Linked DNA regions of Mus musculus: region 1 is linked to region 2. A link is a loop called in an ENCODE intact Hi-C map of the cell type or tissue named here. Cell type or tissue: heart. All regions are shown on one strand.

Region 1 (4,000 bases), 56 kb after region 2:
CACAAAAACACACTAACACACACACACACTATGGTACACACACATAGTCACACATACTAACACACAAACAAACATACTCACACAGAGACACACACATATTTACACTCACATAGACACACACATAGTCACATACATCTGTACACATACAGACACACACATACTCATACATATACACACATACAAACACTACACACATATTTATACACCCATGCACACACCACACACACATACAGACATGCACACACATTACACACACACACATGCACACACACACACACCACACACACATGCACATGCACACACACCACACACACATGCACACACACACACCACACACACACACACACACACACACACATACACACACACATGCACACACATGCACACACACACACCATTCACATGGATGAGGGGGCAGACCCACCACCTCCACAGGCTTCCCCACCCCCTGCTGAGGACGTACACATTTTTTTCCTCCATCAGGAGCTACTCAAGGGACAAAAGTCTGTGGCAGAAAATTTTGTTTATGAATTCATTTCCTGAGGATACTCCCCAAATAAAAGGTTCTATTTTTCCTTAACTGGCCCAATAACGATGCACATCATAGCATTTAAAGCCATTTCTGGCTTTAAAAGAAAATATCCAGCTACGAATTATCTGATGGCCTTTAGCAAGTGCGGATTCCTCAAGTGAAAGGGCGCTGAGGCAGGGAAGTCAGCAGCCCCATCGAACTCTTTCAACAGCCTGGGAGGTTTGGGTTTTTTTTTTCTAAATTATTGTTGGATTCCTACTGGATTCGTGCTAGAAAAACTTTGCAAAGGCTGCAATAGTTATTTTTAAACAAATCTCTCTCCTGCTTCCATTCCCTAGCTGTATTTCTTTGCCTCATTAAAGACAAAGCTTTGAAAAAGACAAAACATATTCTTCAACTTACAACTAACCGAAGAAGATCCCCTTGGCTGGGGTGGCCTTGTAATGTGTCATGGTAACTAAGGCCCCTTTTATTATAAGGACATTTTTAGTAATTATGTAGGGACAATTGACATTAACTAGATTCGTCTTGAGTTACCCAGAAGGTATCTTTGAAAGACTCAGAACACTTACAATTTCCTAATTATGCTTAGCCAGCCTTCAGGAGGAAGAAAGCCTCTGTATAGGAAGAAATTAAATACTGAATAAGAAGAAATAAAGTTTAATGTCTTCAGAATCTTAAGGGAAAAACTCCTCTCAGAAATTTTTGAAAGAGAGCTAGAAAAAAGGTCATTGGGTAAAGTGCTTGTGGGGCAAGCATGTGACCTGAGATTGTCCTCCCCTGCTCAGCTGGACCCAGCAACTCCTGCACTGAGGGCGAGGGAGCAGCAGATCTCAGAGACTCACTGGCCAGCCAGAGGGAGGCTTTGCCTCAAAAACAAGATGGAGAGCAATAGGGGAAGATACGTGAACCCAACCTCTGGTCTCCACAGATATGCACACATTGGAGGCACACACACACACACACACACACACACACACACACACACACACACACTATATATAGACAAAGGCAGACATACACACACAGAGACATGCACACACACATAGTATACAGACAGAGACAGAGAGACAGACACAGAGAGAGACAGAGACAGAGACAGAGACAGAGAAACAGAGAGAGAGAGAGACAGAGAGGATACTTTTTTTAAAAAAAAATATTTATTATTATTATAAATAAGCACACTGTTGCTGTCTTCAGACACACCAGAAGAGGGTGTCAGATCTCATTATGAATGGTTTGTGAGCCATCATGTGGTTGCTGGAATTTGAACTCAGGACCTTCGGAAGAGCAGTCAGTGTTCTTACCTGCTGAGCCATCTCGCCAGTGACAGAGAGAATTACTGAAAGCAGACTGCCTCTCCTTGAGCCAGACTGAACCCCGACTTTATCTCTAAACCATTAACACTGGATATAGAAGGTATGGGAGATCCTACCTTAGTCACATGGACTGAAGAGTAGCCCTGCCAAAGAGTGGATGCTGGACAGGTGAAGAATCCCAGCTGGGTGAGCTTCAAAGATGCCACACCACATCCTCCAGCAACTGTCTCTACTGGGCCATTGCACTGGTTTATGCCAACAGAACCCACAGAAGGTCCTCGACTAACAGCCACCTCAAGGAATCACTGATATTCCCAGTTTGTTTTAGGAATGTCTTCCAAAATGTAGTGTGCGTATGTGCGTGCATGTGTGCATGTATGTCTGGGTTTGTCTGTGTATATGTAAAACTTTTTAGAGATTTATTTAGTTTACTTTATTTCTATAAGTGTTTGTCCTTCTTGTGTATATTTGTACCATGTGTGTACTGTTTGCCTGCGGAATCAAAAGAAGATATTAGACCTCCTGAATCTAGAGTTAAGGATGGTTGTGGGCCACTGTGCTGGCGCTGTGTGGGCGACCGTGCTGGCGCTGAGAACGGATCCCTGGTCTGCAAAAGTAACAAATGCTCTTGACTTCTGAGTCATCTCTCCAGCCCTAATGGACTTTTAAAAGAATGTGTTCTTCTCCAATGCCAAATACTGTCTTCATGCATTTGGGGTCATTCAATATTTCCTGGGTGCTGCTGATGCTGATGTGGGGAGGGGAGACACAGAGGCTGGGTAGCAAACTCCCCATTTCCAGAATGTGGTGTCTCTGTAGCCCCTTTGGGTTTCTGTTTACTCTTCTTTTGTGAGTTTCAGACCCTGGGTAAAAAACAAGGGGAGCCTCTCCCGTGTCTCTGAGCTAAGAATCTTCTTGTCTGAAGATTCTTTTTTTCCCAAATGAGGTAATTCTTTAAATGTTCCCTTAAAGGCCTTCCAGGATTTGGATTTGACATGGATTTGAACATGAGGATTTCCCTCCAAAGATGCTCAGACAACTGTGACTTTGGAAGTGTCAGAAGCCATTGCTGAAAAAGGTCCATAGTCTAATACTGCACGTGGCCTTTTCAATTGTAGACAAAGGGTGCAGAGACACAGACTACATCCATAGGCCCCACGTGTCTAAATTAGACTTGAGATACTGTGCAAGAGAAGGGTGAGCCCCTTGCTAAGAAGGGACTGGAAACAGAGGCACAGCCCCTTTCACCAACTGCAGGGCACAAGGTGTGAGGAGGCTGTGGACAGACAGAGGCTAGGACTAAGCTGGTTGCTGGAGAAGCTGACCTGATACCTGTCCTGTTCTGCTTACAAGTCTGGGTACAGATAGGGATCTGGGTACACTGCGAACGGGATCTCTGGGAACCCTTGGAAGTCTTCATCTCCCTCTTTCATAGCCACTTGGCTGGAACTCTTCCATCCAGGCAAGTGCTCCAGGCTAAATGCTATTATTGTCTCTGTCACAGAGTCGTCATTTCTCCTCATTACCCACAACAGCTTCAATTCATGCCTGATGGCCCATTTAATTGCTCATGGTCCATTTTCCTGTCAGAAGCCCTCCATGTTGGTGATATACTCGAGGACCATAAAGAACACCATATTAAGTCCTTGAGTGCCTGTTCAGATCAGCCTCCAGCAACGAATGTCTTCAATAAAGGCAATATGGCAATGTCACATTAGCATCAGCCCCAGAACTGACCACCAGGCCTGCCACATTTGGGAACTGTAGGTCAGAGAAATAAGTGTACGGGACGCACGACTTAGGTATAACACAAAGTGATTCACGAACAGATGCAATCAGTTCCCAGCTTGCGTCCTCACTGAACTTGCATTCTTTACAGAGGTGGGGTCTCTCTCTTTCACATCTTTTCCTGCCTTCCAAACTTCCCCATAAAGCCAGAAGTCCAGGACATTGCCTGGGGTAGAATGTGCTGGAATGTACATGAGGAACAGCAAGGAAGACGGGATGGGGACTGGCTGGTATGTGCGTGGCAATTTTGGGTGCTGCCCCTGAAATATCTTCCCTGGATTCTAGAGAGGAGGTTTAGGGTGTGTGTGTGTGTGTGTGTGTGTGTGTGTGTGTGAAGGAGTGGAAGGTGGGAGGTGGTACA
Region 2 (4,000 bases):
CCTAAAGCCTTCCTGCACAGAGGACCTCTTCTTGCACATGGCCCTAACTTTGCCCGGCTGAGACTGCATTCCTCTTGCTCTCTCATTTCCTGCCGCTGTGGCTTTCCTCCCCAGTCTCTCTGAAGTGTTGTTGGGACAGTCACTGGTCCCGGAACACTGTCCTCATTCAATGTTTTGCTACAGATCATTAACATGGTGAATCACCAGTATAAAATAAACTTGTAATAACTGGCCTGCGAGTAATGGGGTCCAGTCCCATGCTATCCCGTCCCTCATCAGAAGCAGGCCCTGACGGATTGGGATTTTTGGTGATATGTGAATCTGGTCTCTTCCCAGAAGAAATGTCCCTTTGCTAGGAAGTTGTTTGGGGGCACAGTTTGGCTCTGTCAAACCATATATAACAAACCATATATAACAATGGTCAAGGAAACCTAAAGAGCAGCTTCTCTCTCCATAGAGACATGGTGGTGATATGGCCCTCTCCCTGCAGTTACAAAATAATGATGGATGGTACTCTTTGATGAGACTGATTGCACTGAGTCAAGGTTTCACAACCTTTTTTCTATTTGTGACCCCTTTTGCCTCAGAAAGTTTTGAAACTTTCAGTATGTAGGTATGCTAAATAGGTATATAATCCAAATATTTTCTGATAATCAATCATAAAGAAATTTCTTATAAAATAATTATTTGGAATCTATACAATTATACTATTTGTTAAAAGATGAAACTTTGCATATTAATGAGATAGATATACATGCTTGTTTATTTTTATATAAAGAACTAAGTTTGCTGGATATTTGATGCTATAGGACAAAGAGCATCTTCAACACTTTTCAGAGCTGAGAGCACTGCCCCACAGAGATGTGGACTGCCTCCTAGCAGGAGCATGTTTAGGGCTGTCTCAGAAATTACTGGAAATTCTATCCCAATCCAAAGCCAAAATTTATTTGATAAATGTTTATCAAACTCCAATAGCAATTTTTAAAATCAAGCATTTTAACAATGTGTTCTAGTGATGTACTTAAGTTGCCAGTTACAGGCTGAGGAAGGGGAGAGGAAATATTAAAAACCTTTATTTTCTATTAAAAAAATATGTTTCTATAAGGAACCTTGTATACCCAGTATGCACGTGGTTCATAGCACAACCCCGGCCTCATGCCAGCAGTCTGAACCTCAGCTGAGTTGCTGAGTGCATGGTACCAAGTGTGTGCTATGTGTTCAGACCAAGCAGGCACACACGAAGCCACACATGGGACATGGGCAAGCAAATACTGGAATGCCCAGATATCTTATGGATCTGAGTTTGAGTTACTCTTTGGCCACTGAGGATTCAGAAACCCCTCAGTGTTGCCAACCGTTTCCTGACCCTGTTCACTGTACAAACTCCTCCTGGCCACAGTTTAAGATGCCGCAATGTAAATAAGCTCATTCTCGGTCTCCACTTGCTCCCAAAACATGTTTTCTCTGTTTTCTTGAGTGCTGGAAATAGTTTAAATAAAAGACCCTGCTCTGCCTTCCATCTAGTGTGATGGGCTCCAGAAAACCCACTTAACCTTCCCTTTGGGAAGGCTTCTTTGTTTCACAGCCCAGAATCTTCATGCCCACACCAACGTGGTGCAGAGAAGGAACCTTCCAGAAAAAAAGCTCCAAGGAAGGCTGACTGCCTAGGTTCAGTTTCTCCCTGGAGCTGCATGAGGGCTGCCCACTACAGGTTATCTGATGTGCTCTCCCCCTTGTGCCCAGGTTAGAGGTTAGAAGGGTACTCATCAGTGCTGCCTGCCCAAAAGCTTCCAGCCATTGTCTGTCCTTCTGTTCCTGCCTCATTTCAGTCTATGTGTGAAAGGCAGGGAAATATAAGCTCCAAAGTCATGCTGAACTAAAGGGATGGAGAGAGAACTATAAACAGTAACATCTTAGACAGAAAGGATTAGGACTGCAAGAGTGAGAATAGTGTTGAGCTGCTGTGCAGTCAAGCTTCACACACACACACACACACACACACACACACACACACATAGCATGCATGTGATCAGAAGTCATCTGTGGTCTGAGGGGTTGGGATTGTGAAATATGCTCATCTTAGGACCCACTCTCAGAGACTAGCTGAGTAGCTCTGGGCCAGAGCCGGGATCTTCATGTTCTAATAAGCTTCTGGAATGAGGCTGGTGCAGCTGGTGTGGGGACCTCATTCAGAAAATTGTTATACCAAGCCCAGTAGAAGCACAAGGAAATACACCCTAAACAGAAATCCAAGGATTCCTAAAATAGGCTTGCTGGGTGCCGCTAAAAATCTAACATCTCCTCTTTATCTCTGGGTGCGCCCCGTTTCTTTATCTCAGTGACTGACCTATTCTGCTGAGAAGTAGACTGGGAGCCTCTCGGGGTCTCTGTGCCCTGTGGCAGTGTGCAGCGACAACAGTGGGCACATGGGTGGAGGTGCTCAAGGAAGGACCTGGCTCTTGAGCAGTGAGGTTCTTCTTTGTTAACTATGCATCTAGAAGTGCCACAGACACTAGAATGAAAAGATTTGAGAGAAAGACCCTAGATTAATGTGGTGATGTTGCTGAAGAATCTAAACTTCAAATAGTTTAGAGTCCCTTGAACAGTCTTCTCAAAGAGTGGGCAGAATGACCAGCTCTGCCCTTCATCCTTCCCCAGACGTACAGAAACAGAAACTTTGGTGTGGGGAGGCTCAAAACTCCACAGTGTGGTCATGGTCCTTGGATTATAACTATATATGTATGAATGCTGGGGCTCAGGAACGGCCACAGGGGAGGTGACTGGGCACCAAGAGGACAGGGATAGCCTAGTGGACCCTTCATCCAGCTTTTAGAAGAGCCATTGTTTCTCTGTCCATTGACACCAGGATTCTGTTTCTGCCCCATGGTGCCCCTGTTCCACCACTCTGAGGCATCTTACCAGCCCTCTTTGATACCCTGGGCCCATGGTAGCCCTTTGACTATAGATTTGAGATACCTCCTTTGCCTCTAACCAGGCTGTGTAACTATATCCCTGCCAGAGAATGGGCAAGGACCCTCCAACTAGTAAGGCTACCCATAGTTTCACACATACAAACACGGTGGGAGCCAGTGGGCATAGTTAAATGCAGCCATATGACTGACACGTTTCTGATCTTATAGACCCTTCCCCAGTACTTCTCACAGCTCAGCGACCATAGTCTCCAAGAAAGTCTGCTTCAGGATGTGCGCAAGTGCGTGCATAAGGAAATCACTGCCACCAGGAAGCACAAAATGTCCTGATGAGGAGACACATTCCAAATTGCTAAATTGCCTTAGGACAGGAAAAAATCCAGGGAACTCTAGAGTAAGCTGGTGATAGACACCCAGGGCTTGGGTAGAGCTAGTGAGGCTATGGCTAATGAGACCCAGTTTACTCATCTCCAGCGGCCTGGACAGTGATGGTGTGCTTGCAGAGTTTGCTTTGTTGACTCTTGTGTCCCAGGCCCTTGTCAACTTGGGTGTGGTACCCAGAAGAGCTACTGGCAATGCTGTTGGAGCTGTGTGTAGGGCCATGGGAGCCCAAAAGGAAAAGGACGGGCCACTGCTCTAGGTATTATTTGTACAACCCAGCTGTAGGAACCGTGTCTTCTGTGGCCCACTGGTGCAGAAGACAGCTTTCTCACTCGCCTTTCACATACAGACACAATTCTGAGTGGTCCTCCTTCTGACAGAGACAGTGGCCACGGGGTAGAACTGACAAAGGAGCTGTAGAGCAAAAGGTCTTCTTCCACCCTCTCACCACCCCCTCTCCCTCTGTGTCCTTAATGTGCTAGGAAGTGTGGCCAGTTCACAGTTTTAGGGAGGTCGGAAAGTCAGATGAGTGAGCTCAGCTCCATAGGGACAGAAGTGCTGTGGCAGAAGTGACCCTAGGAGACCCTTCCTCTGAGCCACACTCACCTGCAAGGTACTTGGGCAACAGGTTACTTGGCTTTGCTTGCCCGGAGCCCAGCAGTGATTTCTCAGTAAATGCTTTCTGACAA

The links. Hi-C counts contacts between places; a loop is a spot of excess contacts. Peaks named below come from ENCODE experiments on the same cell type or tissue, not always from the same donor. Only the 100,000 strongest peaks of a DNase experiment are listed, where the experiment ranks them.
Region 1: a loop joins it to region 2, with 2.0 times the contacts of the local background. A loop is called at or near these places in 1 of 42 quality-filtered maps.

What each region holds. Positions count from the first base shown.
Region 1 is chr9:71,345,240-71,349,239 of GRCm38, forward strand. No RefSeq gene overlaps it. Among named protein-coding and RNA genes, the nearest start is that of Gm32769, 26 kb to the right of the region's middle. In heart, no CTCF peak of the experiment used is centred here; no DNase peak of the experiment used is centred here.
Region 2 is chr9:71,288,856-71,292,855 of GRCm38, forward strand. The region is part of intron 12 of Aldh1a2 (aldehyde dehydrogenase family 1, subfamily A2); the gene reads left to right. Among named protein-coding and RNA genes, the nearest start is that of Aldh1a2, 75 kb to the left of the region's middle. In heart, no CTCF peak of the experiment used is centred here; a DNase peak (open chromatin) is centred at 2,106.